2 separate regions of the Mus musculus genome follow, and region 2 is linked to region 1. The links are chromatin loops, found by intact Hi-C in ENCODE. Cell type or tissue: left cerebral cortex. All regions are shown on one strand.

Evidence for each region. A loop is a pair of places that touch in the nucleus more often than their neighbours do. Peaks named below come from ENCODE experiments on the same cell type or tissue, not always from the same donor. Only the 100,000 strongest peaks of a DNase experiment are listed, where the experiment ranks them.
Region 2: a loop joins it to region 1, with 2.8 times the contacts of the local background. A loop is called at or near these places in 9 of 42 quality-filtered maps.

The regions. Positions count from the first base shown.
Region 1 is chr17:35,117,752-35,125,751 of GRCm38, forward strand. It overlaps Csnk2b (casein kinase 2, beta polypeptide), which reads right to left and starts at 3,541. Exons shown (of 7, transcript NM_009975.3): 1 at 3,371-3,541; 2 at 2,694-2,776; 3 at 2,003-2,105; 4 at 708-823; 5 at 245-320; 6 at 1-134. The coding sequence starts at 2,765. Gpank1 (G patch domain and ankyrin repeats 1) reads left to right here and starts at 5,201. Exons shown (of 2, transcript NM_032460.2): 1 at 5,201-5,908; 2 at 6,469-7,064. The coding sequence starts at 5,235. The coding sequence ends at 6,913. It overlaps Gm20522 (predicted gene 20522), which reads right to left. Exons shown (of 3, transcript NR_168268.1): 2 at 7,482-7,564; 3 at 4,984-5,487. It also overlaps a transcript of Ly6g5b not described here. In left cerebral cortex, CTCF peaks have their summits at 1,651 (motif pointing left), 2,508 and 4,503; DNase peaks (open chromatin) are centred at 2,811, 3,655 and 4,364; H3K4me3 peaks cover 2,978 bases; H3K27ac peaks cover 2,429 bases.
Region 2 is chr17:34,996,404-35,004,403 of GRCm38, forward strand. It overlaps D17H6S56E-5 (DNA segment, Chr 17, human D6S56E 5), which reads right to left and starts at 4,343. Exons shown (of 2, transcript NM_033075.3): 1 at 3,764-4,343; 2 at 321-3,066. The coding sequence starts at 3,770. The coding sequence ends at 1,283. It overlaps Vars (valyl-tRNA synthetase), which reads left to right and starts at 4,504. Exons shown (of 30, transcript NM_011690.3): 1 at 4,504-4,829; 2 at 5,009-5,427; 3 at 7,802-7,936. The coding sequence starts at 5,041. In left cerebral cortex, no CTCF peak of the experiment used is centred here; DNase peaks (open chromatin) are centred at 4,530, 4,597, 5,234 and 5,640; H3K4me3 peaks cover 2,295 bases; H3K27ac peaks cover 1,201 bases.

The sequences.
Region 1 (8,000 bases):
GAGCATGTGAGGGAAACCAGTGCCGAAGTATGCGCCGTCCGTGTGGTGGTGTCTGGAGGACTTGGGTGTGTACACGTCCATGCACTTGGGGCAGTAGAGTTTCACCATGGCCTCGCCTGGGATGTCTGAAAGGCCTGGGAGATAGACAGCCAGACTGCAGACCAGGTATCCCTAGCGCTCCCCAACCTCCCAAAGGACTCGGGCACTGAGTACAGGAAGGCAGCTTCTGGCTTTCAACACTCACCGATAGGAAGCATTGGCTGGTTCTCACAGTATACACGAGGACAGTAGCCAAAGTCTCCCTGCTGGTACTTTTCCAACTAAGGTGTGTAAAACAGAAGGGACTGGTGGGTGAGCATGAAGAGGCAATCTCAACTCATTTCATGGTCCCCCCCCCCCATGTCTCCCACTTCTGACTAGAAGCCCCCTCTCTGTCGAGATAGGTCCTCAAACTCAAGTGCCTTTCCTTTGTGGGGCAGTCTGCAGAGCCCAGGGGCCATTTGCTATTTGTTCCCTGCAAACTCCTTCGTTTTCCGGTTTCATCTCCCTTCCTTAAAACACCTTCAATGGGACCCTGAGTGAGGATTCACTCCTCAGCCCAGCTCTGGGTCTCTCCCTCTCTCCTCTGCCACGCTCCTTGCCAGGTAGGAACCAGGCCTCGGACCCATGCACCTGTTTCCCTTCCTGCAGAAGGAGCAGAGCCTCACCATTTGTGCGATGCCTCGGTTGGTGAGGATGTAGCGGGCGTGGATCAACCCATAAAGCATCTCAGCTGCCTGTTCGATCAAGTCGCTCTGGTTGGGGTTGTCTTCCAGCTCTTCATCTGAAACGTGGGTGGGGTGGCCGCTTGTTTAGTTTTCCAGGGTAACCCCACCTTACCTGCAAGGTGGCGCCTCCAGTTTCTCTAGTACCTGTTTCTGAGCCTTGCCCTACCCATCATCTATACATCTGACCCAGAAACCTGGGCTTTTGATTCTTCTACAAAGCAAGACTGCTCGGCAGGGCCTTCTCTGTGTTCCTCTTTAGTCTCTGCCTGCCTCTCTTTTCACAGTAAGTAAATGTAAACACACAAACGCAGAGGAGGCCCTCTAGAGCAGCAGAGGGGAAGAGGCAGCAGCACACCAAACCCGAGAGGAAACTATCGTTACGAACCAGAACTGAGCTACTTTCAGAGAGCTTGGAGACAAAGCAAGAGTCATAAGGAATCAAAACAGTGAAGAAGCCAAGCACTGCTGTGTGTGCCACGACTCAGCCATCGAAAGCAGGGCAGAAAGACCAAGGGGTAAAGTCCAGTTTGGGTTATGAATGCTTGGGCCTTGAGGTGGGGGAGAAAAGACAGGAGCAAGGGATCTGGGGATAGGAGAGAGAGCTGGATTATTAAAAGGAAATTTAGAAATTCAAGAAGCAAGCCAGTCTGTGATCCAGTACTCAGGAGGCAGAGACAAGCAGATCTCTGTGAGTTCAAGGACAGGCTGGTCTACAGAATGAGTTCTAGAACAGACAAGGCTACCCAAGAAAACCTGTCTCGGGCCAGAGAGATGGCTCAGCGGTTAAGAGCACTGACTGCTCTTCCTAAGGTCCTGAGTTCAAATCCCAGCAACCACATGGTGGCTCACAACCATCTGTAATGGGATCTGATGCCCTCTTCTGGTGTGTCTGAAAACAGTTACAGTGTATTTATTTATAATAATAAATAAATCTTTGGGCCAGAGTGAGCAGGGACTGAGTGAGCGGGTTTGACTCGAGAGCAGAGTTCCTAAATTCAATTCCCAGCAACCACATGAAGGCTCACAACCACCTGTACAGCTTTAGTGTGCTTATATACATAAAATATATATATATGAAAAAGAAAAAAGAAAACCCAGTTTCCACCTCCCACAACAACCACCTCAAGAGGCCAGTGAGCAGAGACTAGAAGAAAATGAAAACAAAGCACCTATGGAGGGGAGTGCACACTTTATCACCAACCCCACAGTCAGCAACAACCCTAAGGGCACATTACCAGGTTCCAGGTCTAAGATCATGTCCAGAGCTTGTCGATAGTGAGGCACCTGCTCATTGAGTCCAGTAAGATTAAATTTGTCCTGGATGTAGTCTTCATCCACCTACGGGCACAGGGAAGCCAAGGGGTTGAAAATAATATAGGAAGGCCCATCTTCCACCTGGGCCCAAGAGATGTCTTATCCTCAGCCAAGTCACCTCTCGTGTCCTATTCCCAATTCTGCAGAGGTACTGAAGTCTCATAAAAACTGCAGGCCCTTTCTTTAAGGCTAACCATCTCCAGCAAAGACATAGACATTATTCAGCTTCGACACAAGCTTATTTTAGAAACCGCACTTGCCATCTTCTTGGGGATAGCAAACTCTCTGAGTTGAAGACTTGGGAATCATGAAGGCTAAACAGTTTAGTTTCTGAAAGGCATTTGTAATTTTCTACTGAAGCCACCGGGCTTTGCACATTACCCAACTTTAACATGAAATATTTTAATTATCCTAGTGGTCACCCAGAGGTACCTCTGTTAGCCATGCATATTGACAAAACCTTGAAATCCTAGCACTCAGGAGACTGAGGAAGTAGGACTGCCAGGAGTTCAAGGCCAGTCTAGGCTGCATAGTGAGTTCCGTCGAAATCTGCTCTCAAACAACATAAAATAAAACATCGAGGGCATGTGGAGTTGGCCGACCTAAACTCACCTCACAGAAGAATTCATTACCACGGAGCCCACAGAACCAGGAAATCCAGGACACCTCCTCAGAGCTACTCATCTTTATGTCCGCTGTGAAAGAAGAGCGTTAAGTAAGTGGAGACCAAGCTGTTTCTTGTCTCTTCCCTCCTCCCACACATTCTCCACAACAACGGAAGAATCTGAGTCCAGCCAGGCTTGAAGGATCCCGGCCTCTGAAGCATCTCCAAGCTTCTCTCCTTCACCTCAGCCCCCTTGCAGTGTGCTGGCAATAAGTTTCGCTACTTTCCAGAAAATGACAGGTCCTGATCTGTTAGTGTGACCCTCGTCCCTGGCGCTCCTCAAAGCCAGGCCCCTCTCCCCTCCATGTCAGCCGCGACAGGGCCCTCGGCTCCGGCTCCCCACCACCGCAGGTGCCTGCATGTTCCTGGCGCCTGTCCCAAGGCTTCCGAAGTTCATTTTCCCCAACAGAGCCGGCCTCTCCTGCACTCGCAGGGTTGGCGAAGGCACCACACTTCTGTGGGTCTCACGAGCGTCCCCAAAAGCCGCCTCCTCTCGCCCAGGGCCCCCGACCTCCTTCGGCTACCGACCCGGTCACTTCCTTCGTCGCCCCCACATCGAGGAGCTCCAACCAGAGTGCCGCGCCCAGGGACGGGCGACTCGACGCGGGGACAACCCCACACTCACCGGCCGGACGGGGACTGGGACTGGGGCGGGGAAGGGGAGCTGTGCTTCCAAGGAACCGCAGAGACCACTACAGCGCAAAAAGCCGACCCGGCCGCAGCAGACGAAGTAGGGAGGGGGGGGGCCACTGGAAACTGGTGAGGATTTGGGTGAGAAAAGGGCAACGCGCAGGCGCTAAGAACCGCCCCCTACCTCCGTGGACGCCGGGAGATGTAGTCCCGTCGGCAGAGAGAAACTGACGAAATGAGGGGAAGACAAACTACCAATCCCAAGAGGACCCGCGCATGACTCTCTAAGGGCCGCGAGGCCCTAGAGGAAGCCGCCTGGGGGCGGGGCGAACCGAGGCGCCACCGGAAGCGGAAGCGGAGCAGGGGGTCTTCCCGACCAGGAAGCCTGGGAAATATAGTCTTGTTAGGCTCGCTAAGCTGCCGGGTAGGTCCTCGGGCTGATTGTCATCCCTGCGGTGCTCCCTCAGCGTTCCGCTTTGCTTTTTTTTCTCCCTCTTCCCTGTGCCAGGCCAACCCACGGGATCCTGGTTCTCTCGCCAGGCCCGCGACAGAGTGCGCTCGGGCTCCGGCATGCGCAGAGTTGTGGTGAGGGACTTAGGTCGGGTGTGCTTGGGATGCGCTGAGCTGTGCACGCTGCGTGAGAACCTGGACCGCCCTGCGAGCTAACCTGAGGTGGGGCCAGCCATTCTGCCGCCGCTTGTCCCTTTGTACTTCTCCATCTCCTCAGAGCTGGGGTAGAGAGTTGTGCTGATGACCCTGACTGTTCTTCAAACCCTGCTCAGAGCAGTGGTGAGGGGTAACCGTGATGTTACTTCATCTCACAGCTCCTCGGCATCCCACAGGTCTCCCCACTGTGTCCTCAGAGTCTTTCTGAACGCGGAGGGTGGCGAAGGGCATTGTGGGGGCGTTATGTAAAAGCAGGACCCCAACCGACAGGCTCCCCCTTGGGTCCTCGCGCTACTGGGCACGCGATGCTTTACTACGAGGATGCTAGAAAAGGTTCTAGCGCGGGAAACTTGAACCTTATGGATGTTTTGTTGTTGTTGCTCCTGCGCATGCCTCGTTCTGCCCTGTGGCTATTTGATTGTATCCAATCTTACAGATTACAAGAGCGACATTTTGCGGTACAGAAGTGACAATGCAGCTTCCCCAGAAACCTCCCGGAGTAATGTCATGCCTGTTTTTAATCTGGGAAAAGGGGACCCCTAGATAAGATCGAGCAAGATTTAAAAGGTCGACCTGTGCGGGCCAGTGGTGGCGCACGCCTTTAATCCCAGCACTTGGGAGGCAGAAGCTGGCAGATTTCTGAGATCGAGGCCAGTCTGGTCTACAGAGTGAGTTCCAGGACAGCCAGGGCTATACAGAGAAACCCTGTCTCGAAAAAAAAAGGGGGGGGGGTGTCGACCTTATATTTCCTGTATGTGTTAGCGGAATGTTTTCAGAGAGAGCCTGGCATTTTTGTTTGTAGGAAGATGGGAGTTGAATACAGAACCCATTAACAACTGTCTTGTAGAATATTTTTTTCCTGTTACCCTTTTTCTTTTCTGTGTTATTGATAGAATCTAGAATTCTCAAATTTGAAACAAGCATTCTACACAGATTCATATCTACTATGCCCTCATGAAATTTTATTAACATCATGACAGGATCTGTTGTTCCTGGGGTCTGTTTTACCCATCCCATCGTGACAGGATCTGTTGTTATTCCTGGGGTCCCTTTTACCCATGAGGCCCGGGCTCCACAGAATCCTAACTATGAAGTCAGTTTTGGGATGGGAGGCCCATTTTAGTTCTAGGCTGCTTTCCCATCTCAGCGGGCCCCCAGAGGTGGTGCTGGTCATCTTCACAATAGCTACCTGAATGGTTGGATCGCTTGCTTGTCACATCCTTGCCTTGCCCAGTCTTCATTTTCTTGTTTCTCTCACAGGCATGTCTAGGCCATCCTTCATCGAATTTACCCCAGCGGCTGACTCCAGTGACCTCTGGAAGGATGGGCAGCAGCAACCACAGCAGGAGAAAGCAGAGCCTGTCCTGGACGGGGCTGCTGCCCGGGCTTTCTATGAGGCTCTAATCGCAGATGACAGTAGTTCCTCTAAGCCCCAGAGAGCTGAACCTATGAGGGAGAGGAAGAAGAAGAGAAGAAGAGTGACTAGGGAGCCTGCAGCAGCAGGAGTCCCCAGACAAGGAAGAGCACTTGAGGATGAAGACAGGATGGCCCAGTGGATCCTGCTGGCAGCCCAGAATGGGGATCTGACAGAACTCCGGAGGCTGCTAGAACCCCAAGAGGCAGGGGGAGCTGGAGGGAATATCAATGCTCGTGATGCCTTCTGGTGGACTCCCTTGATGTGTGCTGCCCGAGCAGGCCAGGGCGCCGCTGTGCGCTATCTCCTGGGCCGAGGAGCTGCCTGGGTTGGAGTCTGTGACCTGGGAGGCAGAGATGCTGCCCAGCTGGCTGAAGAAGCAGGCTTCCCTGAGGTAGCCCGTATGGTCAGAGAGAGTCATGGAGAGACAAGGAGCCCTGAGAACCAGAACCGGTGAGGAGGGAGCCTTCACTTACACCCATCTTTATTGTGTTCTTCCTTTCCTGGGCACCTCATACTAAGGGCCCACAGCAGCTAAAGGGGGCTATTCATCCTCTGGCATATTCAGTCATAGAGTAACAATGGGCGTGGTCTTTGTGCATTTGAATCTTGGTTCCATTTATTTGCAGTGCCAGCCTAAAGTCTGCAAATCTCAGTCCTTGTCTGAGAATTGGGGCTAAGACTTTTTCCTCAAAGGGGTGTTAAGATACAGTAGGTTAATGTGGAAAGAGATGGGGTAGGATGGGATGGTGCTTGTCACACAGTTTGCACTTTATAAATGCCAGCACTACTCATTATTCCTGAGAGCTTGAGGCCTACCTGACAGTATTCCAAATATTCCCTACTGGGAAGACCCTGGGGCCCCTTTCCAAGACAAGATACAACCAAAAGATGCTGCTGACATTGGGAGAAAGGCAAAAAGTACTTTGCTCTGCTCTGCCTGGTGCCTGAACAACTTGAGGCTCTGTTCATCTTTTTTTTTCCTCCCCTATAACATATTTCTTTCTCTGCAGATCTACCCCCTCCTCGTCCCAGTTCTGTGAGGACTGTGGTGCCCACTTTGAAGACTCCAACCACCACACATCTACTGCTCACCTGCTGTCACTGTCCAGGAGACCCCAGCCCTCCAACCTTCCCCTTGGGGTGCCCACTTCCAGTCCTGGCTTCAGGCTACTGCTGAGAGGTGGCTGGGAACCAGGAATGGGGCTAGGACCCCGGGGTGAAGGCCGTGCCAACCCTATCCCCACTATCCTCAAGAGGGACCAGGAAGGATTGGGTTATAGATCCCCACCCCAACCCCGAGTCACACACTTTGCAGCGCGGGATACCCGGGCTGTGTCTGGGAGAGAGAGAGTCCCTCGAGTTGCCACACTGAGTCAGAGGGAGAACAGAAGGCAAGAAGAAAAGGGCAGAGCCTGGGAGCGAGATCTAAGACTGTACATGAACCTCGAGTTCTGACTGATATGGACTGGCCCTGGTCTGTCACTCGCTGGACTTGGGCCTCTGACTTGGACACTTGGACTTCCGAACCCTTAGGCCTTAGCTGTTGGGCTCTGATTTTAGAGAGAAGGGCGGAGAGTTGGGAGATAAATAAACTTCCTTCCTTGTGGTTTGTTTACTTTCTTGAATGATATAGTAGGGAATTGGAACAAATCTGAGAGTCACATAGAAGTCTCACCTGAGCCAAAAGGACAAGCTCTCCGGGTGACAAAAGAGAGTCCCCAGTCCTGCTGGCTGCATTCTACCTGCTCCTTGAATCCCCGCCCCCACACACACATTAGGAATTGCCCCACTTTGTAAAACACCCCTCTGAGTATGTGTCTAGGCCAGTCAAGTCAGTGACAAGTATCACAAACCAAGTGTGCTATGTGTTGGAGAGGGGCGGGCATAGCTTGGTTAGAGCACCTGCCTAACACTGGGAAGACCCTGGGTGGGGCCCCTCTCCAAGACAAGATGCATCCAAAAGATGCTGCTGACATTGGGAGAAAAGCCAAAGATACTTTGCTCTGCTCTGCCTGATACAAACCTTGAACTTGAGGAAGCCAGCTGTGATGAAGTGTAATACCTTGTGGTAGGGAAGTTAAAAGTCCCCAGAGAGGAAGTAGAGTCCTGCAGGATTGGCCAATACAACTAATGTCATCCAACCTGTGTGACATTCTAGCTGTGACCAGAGCTCTGACCTCCCAGATAAAAAGTTCAAGATGAACTTTTTTTCTTTTTGTTTTTTGAGACACAGTCTCTCACTATGTGTAGACCAGGCTGGCATCAAACTCAGCTAAAACTGGTTCTGGAGTGCTACATGGGGCTTAACCTAGGGCTTCATACCTGCTTACTGAGTTAGGATTCCAAGGCTTAAGGCAGTCCTAAGAGATCATTTCACTCCCTGAAAACCAGGCAATATGCTTTTCTACACTTCTCTTACGTACTTGGCACCCCCAATCCCTTGAGATGCTTATACAGAGTGCTAGGAACATGAAAGCTTTCAAATCCCAGTCTGGAAGGCCAAAGGGCGGCTGCTTAAATCACGTGGCTCCTGTTATTTACC
Region 2 (8,000 bases), 120 kb before region 1:
CCAGTTCTGGGCTCGAGGTCTTTTCGCCTCTACAATCAAGCTCTCCCAATAAACATGTGCAGAAGGATCCTGTTGCAGCGTCGTTCTTCCTGGCCAGTCGAGCGCGCGCAAGAAGGGCCCATATCTTAGGCTGTGTGGGTGATATGTCAGAGGCATCACATGAACCCGGCATCCCAGTGGGGAGAGAGAGATGCAGCCTGGTGCCCCTGCGTTTCACCTCCCCAAGCAGCAGTCCAACCCCCCAGCAGAGAAACCAAATGCAGAACCACAGGGGTTTCTACCTTGGACCATTTACTTCCCTGATAAAAGAAACAGACAACCTTTTTATTTATAACAAGCCTTAATCAGCACAAGAGCTGGGCAGATATCTATCCTCTACACTAGTATGCCTACTCCCCAGCCAGTAAGCCATCATCTAATTCCTCATGTTTCCATCTGGGCTGCTCTTAACTCCAATTAGCCAACCCACATAGCCATCATTCCACAACTCACCCAATCCACGCCCGCTTCCTCCTCCCTTCACCTTCTCGCCCTCCTGGTGCTTCTCTTACAACCCCAAGCTCAGGAACCCTAAACCCCACCCTGGTCTCTCCTGCCCAGCTATCGACTGCAGGCATCTTTATTCACCAACCAGAAGTAACTTAGGGTCAAGGTCACATAACATCACTTGGGTCTCTGGGGCAACCAGGGCTTGCACTAAGCATTCCAAAGCATAACAGACCAAAGCTCAATATATATCATCTATATAAAATGGCAACCACAAAGAGACGGCAGGCTCTCTTTTCCTTTTAAAGCCAGTTAGATTTCCAACTGTAGTTAGGTAATTTACACCAGGATTGTTTGTGTTCATAGTGAGGGGTGTCTGTACATTTTGGACTGGTCTGTACCTTGAAGGAAAAAGCGCCCTTTCATAGGGGCTTTCTTCAAATTGGCTTTAGCTACCCCACCCCCACCCCCCGTTGTCAGGGTGGCTGTGGATTGGCAGCCCATTCTTTTTTTTTTCCGAGACAGGGTTTCTCTGTGTAGCCTTGGCTGTCCTGGAACTCACTGTAGACCAGGCTGGCCTCGAACTCAGAAATCCGTCTGCCTCTGCCTCCCAAGTGCTGGGATTAAAAGTGTGTGCCACCACGCCTGGCTTGGCTGCCCATTCTTTATGGCTTTTCTGAGACTAAACTTAAGGCCTGACCTAGCAGCCTGTCTTAAAATGGAGTAAGTTAGGATCACTCTCTCTCACCTTAAGAGTCCATCTCAAACCCTTGAGCAGAATCCAAGGGTTAGCATTTTAATACGTGTCGGATGGTGGAGACCTGGTCCTTGATGAATCCATCAGGGGGTTAACAACATAGAGCTTGCATATCACAATGAGTATGACCAGGCCCAAGAATCCAGACAGAGTTGCAATAACTGTAATCCAAACAGGCTGACCCTGTTCCATTTCCCTTTTCCTGTCTTCTAGACGTTTCCTCACCTTAGCCAATAACTCCCTCGCATGCTTTAAGTTATCCACAAAGGTGCAGCACCTTTTCTCCAGAGGTTTACACAGTCCATCCTGTTGCAGAGATTGGAAGTCTTGTTCCCGCTGATTTCGAAGGGTGGCCTCCCTTAGAGAAGTTAATGAGGTTTTGGACTTGGATAAGGATTTCCCTAGTTCCATTAAATCTGCATCTATGGCAGAGCTTAACACTTTATAATTCTCATCTTGGAAGTCGAAGGCTGATGCACCCAGGATCTCGGCAACAGTAGCCCGCTTCGCTCGAGCAGCTGGGAATGGAGATAGTCTGGTCCCCATCTCATCAGAGTAACGAAGAATTCTAGGGGCAAGCTGGACCAGTACACAAAATCCATTTGTGAGGTTAAGAGCCTGGGTGTGGATGCAAGATGTCAGCCCAGTAGTGCATGCCCACCATGTATTGATGGGGGGTATAATGTAAGCATCCCTGTCTGGGGCTTCCTGGATGCTATTACATAAATGTCTATGGGTGTGGGGTATTGTCCCAAAGCAGAGTCCTTTTCCCTGAATTAGCTCTAAGGTTAGTCTCCCTTTACCTGGATACTGCCAACGACAGTCCTTGTTGTCAGTAGAGGTGGTATAATTTCCAGGAACGGCTATTCCTTCATAATAGGGTGGCTGGGCATCCAAGCAGAGCCAACATTTACTTGTAAGCTCTGGTTTAGAATTATTCAATACCAGGTAAGTGGCCTTAAGCAAGTCCCATGGCCCAGACCTGGGTCTAAGTTCCTGAGAAATGGGGACTGTGATTTGTGATTGAGTCACCGTGAGTCCAACAGGGGGCAGGGCTGGATTGGGGCCTAAAGGCATGCCCTGTCGGGCAGAGAGTTGGATCGTAAACATTACTCCATAGTCATATCCAGACACATACAGTCTTAGTCCCCATGTCTTTCCCTTTTCCCATCCTACGCTTTCTTTTCCCTTGGGGGTGAACTGAACTGTAATGGGGTTACAGTTGGAGGAACATGGCCCACCAAGATCATTTGCATCCAGCTTGGGCTGCAATCCATACCCCCATCCTTGGGATTCCGATCCAGGGCTCCTTTGGACCTTGATGAGGTCATCTTTTATCGGTGGCGTCCAGGAGATGGACCCAGTCGACTCACAACCCCAATATGCACAGAAGTATGACTCTGGTCCTCCACAGGTAGCCGTCTGCTGTGGAGACCTCCCCTCTCCAGGGCAGACATAGAAGGGGGTTCTCCGAAGTTCACTGTGTTGAGCTGGATGTTGACACCCCCATACAAGGCCCAGGGGATCCCAGGTCCCATCCGCTAGTGCACACAAATCAAAAACAAGATCAGGAAACCAAGTTCCAATGGGGGCGAGGTGGGAGGTCGAGTTAATTACAGTCCCCGTAGCAGTGTTAGTTATAACCCAAGTAAGGTTATGGGGTTCATGGGGCATAGGACTAGTTTGGACCACACCTATAGAAATCAGCAGAGTCAAGATCTGCAGTGTCTTAGCTTTAGGGAATCTTATGGTTGTCATTGGAGTCTTGATCCCGTCTGGGGCACTTGGCAGCATCTCCCGTCTAGTGATCGAGACTTCATCACCTGGTTGGAAACAATGGTGGTTAGGTGTTGCATAGATCTGCCATGTTTGGCCCAATCCATTTCTGTACCTTGTAAAGGACCTGTAAGCACTCTTGTCTACAGCTGGCATGAAGTTTTTCTGCCTGATTTCTCTCTCCGTGTACTTTTGAATAATACAAAGACAACTTTACACAGTACACAAGAGATTATCCCAACAGGCCTTTCTCCCCCAACCCCCCTTTCTTTTCTTCTTCTTTTTTTCTTGGTTTTTCGAGACAGGGTTTCTCTGTGTAGCTCTGGCTGTCCTCGAACTCAAGAAATCCGCCTGCCTCTGCCTCACACTCATAAGTGCTGGGATTAAAGGCATGCGCCACCACTGCCAGGCTAGCAGTGGCCTCTCAAAAGCACTGCGAACTTATGTTTTCCCTCTAGGTTTGAGCTTTAGTAGACCAGCTGGAGTGCTTCTGCCTTTGGGTCCCCTGCCCTTCCTTCACGTGACTCCATGTCAGGCAGTGAGCGCTCAGCACCTAGAGCCCCTTTCCTGTTTTACCTGGGTTAGATCCGAGGATCTTCCGCGAACTGGCGGTGCACTCCGTTACCAAAAGCCTGACATGGCCTTGAGCACACCCCATCAGTACGCTTTCTAAAAGCATAAGATAAATACAAGCAAGAGACGCGGAACGCACGGTGCATTTACCAACGCCAGGGAATTACCAACCTTTCATTCCCTACAGCAACAGCTCCCAGCAGCCAGGCACTGCTTGTGAAAGACCCCCAAGCTGGGTAGTCAATCACTCTGAGGAGACCCTCCCAAGGATCAGCGAGGCCACGATTCGGATGCAACAGCAAAAGGCTTTATTGGGAACACGGGTACCCGGGCGACTCAGTCTATCGGATGACTGGCGCGCCGAGTGTGGAGTACTTACCCTTCTTATAGGGCTAGGGCTGGGGGGCAAAAAGCGCGGGTACAGAAGCGAGAAGCGAGCTGATTGGTTAGTTTAAATAAGGCTTGGGGTATTTCCCGGTCATTTGGGGAACCTGAAACTGAGGTGGGACTTTCCAGAAACTGTTGCTGGTTTCGCTTTATCTGAGTACCATCTGTTCTTGGCCCTGAGCCGGGGCCCAGGTGCTTGACCACAGATATCCTGTTTGGCCCCTGTCCCGGTATTATTCAGCCTTATTCTTTAACTAAACTTCCTTGTAACTTTTGAGAACTCAGCTCTGGTACTTTATCATGCCTTGCAAAATGGCGTTACTGCAGCTAACTTGCTAAGCCTTATGGTGGGGTCTTTCACTTGGAGCAGCCCGAGATTCTGCAGCTCGCCCTGCAAAAGGCGGAAACCTGGGACCAAGCACGCACTCCAGACACTAGGGCTTTCGTTTTCCCGCGCTCTAGACACGAAGACCCCGGGCTGCCCGCGGCGGCGCCTGACCCGAGGGCCACGGGCTGCCCGCGGCGGCGCCTGACCCAGACCCAGGCTCGTCCCGGCACGCGGGTTCCCGTCTCCGTGCTGCACGAGCCACTCTGGCCCCTGCTTGACCCGTCCGGCAGCGGTGGGCCGCGCACGGACCCTCGGGATCGCGCACGCACAGGCGGGGCCCGGCAGCCCTGCGAGGACCCGAGTCCGGAAACGTGCGCTGTCACAAAGGGGGGGACACGTGGGTGCCGCTGTCCCGGCCGCGTTCTCCCGCAGCGGGAGAGCTGCCTCCGCTGCCCGCCACCTCCACCCCGGCCGCCCTGTGGGGCCGCGGCCGTAGCCGGCCGAGTGTGATCGCCGCCTTCAGTACGTACACGCGGCGCGGCCTCCCCTCTCCAACCCGAGGGGGCGGGCGATCGGGGTCCCGCCTCCTCCTCTAGGCGCTGCTGGCGGCTGCTCGGCCAGGCCTAGGGTCCGGCCGGGCGCCTGCGTACCTTGCAGCACGTGCTCAGGTCCCCTCCTCAATCTGCCGGGTCTCTCCTCAGGTCACTGCACCGCGTTCGGACCCTGCACAGCCATGTCCATCCTCTACGTCTCTCCTCACCCCGACGCCTTCCCCAGCCTCCGAGCCCTCATCGCTGCCCGATACGGGGAAGCTGGTGACGGTCCCGGGTGGGGAGGCCCTCACCCCCGCATCTGCTTGCAGCCTCCCCCGAGCAGCCGGACTCCATTCCCTCCGCCTCGCCTGCCCGCCCTGGAGCAGGGACCTGGCGGCCTGTGGGTGTGGGGGGCCCCGGCTGTAGCTCAGCTGTTGTGGCCTGCAGGCCTGGGGGGACCCGGGGGCAGCCGGGCAGCTGTCCTGGTCCAGCAGTGGGTCAGTTATGCTGACACGGAGCTCATACCCGCTGCCTGCGGGGCGACCCTGCCTGCCCTGGGACTTCGAGGTCCTGGTCAGGATCCCCAGGTGAGAGGGAAGAAAAAGGGAGAAATTCTGACTACACAAACAGGATTGGGAAGAATCCCACGAAAAAAGTCGGTTGTCAGGCGGTCGCATCTCTGCCTGCCACCTGGTGTAGTAACTTTGGGAACACTTTTTCTCGAGCCTTGGTCTTCTATGTCTGAGAATGCAAGATGATGAAATCTCTTCCTTCCTCCGGGGGTGTGATACATGAGCGCCCGGGAGTGGAGCGTGGTTTTGCTGTTTTCACTACGTTTGGAGTGTGTGTGTGTGTGTGTGTGTGTGTGTGTGTGTGTCTTTAAATTAGGTCTCGCTCTAACTGAATGGCTCGGAACGAACGCACTGGTGTGCCAAGCATTCCCAAGTCTGTCTTTGGGTTTCTGTTGCCATGTTTAAAACAACATGACCAAAAGCGCCTTGGGAAAGAAAGGAATTGTTTCAGGTTACAGCTCTCCATCACTGAAGGAAGTCAGACCAGTGACTGGAAGCAGAAACAAAAAGAGGCCGTGCAGGACCGATACTTTCTGGCTCACTTTCCACAGCTTGTTCAGCCTGCTCTTTTATACCGTCCAGGGCTGCTTTGCCAGGGGTGGTATCCCCTACAATGGACTGGCCCTCCACATAATCATTAGTTAAGAAAACGTCCCCACACGCTTACCCACAGGCCAGTCTGGTGGGGACATTTTCCCAATTGAGTTTCCCACTTCGCACGGGCCACTGGCTTAGGTGAGGTTGACAAGGCCCTGGTTGGCAAGTGTGACAGGGATGCAGGATGTGAGCGGTTTTATGTTGAACTGTAGGGAAGACTGGGGAGAGATGACAGTTGCTGGGAGGAGTCAGAGGAGGCTTGAAGTTGAAGGAGAGGCAGGGAGAGGACAGATGACACACCAGATTGTTTCTGTGAGTCCTTCCAGGGTAGACCTGTGTCTGCCTTAACTGAAAGCTCTGCCCCTGCAGGGTAGGGAGTGCATGGTGGCTGCCTAGTGTCACTTCAGTGGGGGAATGAAGGAACAGTGCAGATGGTGACTGGCTTCTTCATATCTGGATGGACTAACAGAGAGCCTCATTCCTGCGGGGTAGTACTTCAGACCTGCGCTCATTTGTGGTTTTCCTGGGTGAAATCTATTGATGCCCAGACCTGGCAGTCTTGTTTCATATAATCCTTTAACTTTAGAGCCTGATATGTTTCCTTGGACTCATAAACTTAAGTGTTTAGTGATAACTTGTTGGATAAATCACACACACAAAATACTTGTGTGTATTCGATTTTTATTTTATGTGTATAAGTGTTTTGCTTGTGTGTGTGTGTGTGTGTGTGTGTGTACACTTGTGTGCCTAGTGGCCAAGGAATCTGGGGACATGTAACGAGGTGTTGTCATAACTTGGTTTACGGACTGTTGTGCACCACCATGTGGGCTCCTGGAACCAAACTCTCTAAGAGCAGCCAGTGTTACAAACGCTGATCTGTGTCATTCACCTCTCCAGTCCTATAATGTATATAATCCAGGGGCCTCCTGCATGCTATGCTAAGTACTCTTCCTTGAACTTTCAGCCAGACTAGAGTTTTGTTGTTGCTTTAAGACAGGGTCTTAACTATGTAGCCTTACCTGAAGTGGGACTGGTTGTGAAGACTAGCAAGCTTTAAAGGCAGATCCCTCTGCCTTGCCTTCGGAGACCTAGGGTTAAGGGCATGGTACCACACCCAGGAGAACTATTTATAGTGACCTTGTGAATGAGGAAGGAAGGAGCCTGAGACCTGGTGGTCAGTGGCTTGAGTCTGGGAAGGTCGTGGACAGGTGGAGTAGTGGCTCTTAACCTTGCCCAGGTCAGGACCCTTCTGAGGGGATGGAAATGACCCTTTCACGGGGGTCACCAAGAAAAACATTGAAAGACAGATATTAAGATTCATTACCATAGCAATGCCACAGTTATGAAGTAGCAACAAACGTAATGGGGGGTCATGACCCTTTCACAGGGGTCGCCTAAGAAAAACATTAAAAGACAGATAATGGGCTGGAGAGATGGCTCAGCAGGTAAGAGCATTGACTGCTCTTCCAGAGGTCCTGAGTTCAATTCCCAGCAACCACATGGTGGCTCACAACCATCTATCTGTAATGAGATCTGACACCCTCTTCTGGTGTGTCTGAAGGCAGCTACAGTGTACTTAAATACAATAAATAAATCTTTTAAAAAAACAGACAGATATTATATTACAACTCATTACCACAGCAATGCTACAGTTATGAAGTAGCAACAAAAGTAATTTTATGGTGTGGGAGGGTCACCACAACATGGGGAGCTGTAGTAAAGGGTCTCCGCATTGGGAAGGACCACTGAGATAAGGGTGTAAGCCTGTCATAACACTATCCTTTCCTGTTAGGCTGCCCTTGGGGCCCTGGGCAAGGCCTTGAACCCCTTGGAGGACTGGCTGCGGCTGCACACCTACCTGGCTGGAGATGCCCCCACTCTGGCTGACTTAGCTGCTGTGACAGCCTTACTGCTGCCTTTCCGATACGTGAGTCACTGAGCTTGGGGAGGGACAAATGCGTGCCCGTTAGACCTCCTTACACGGTGACTAC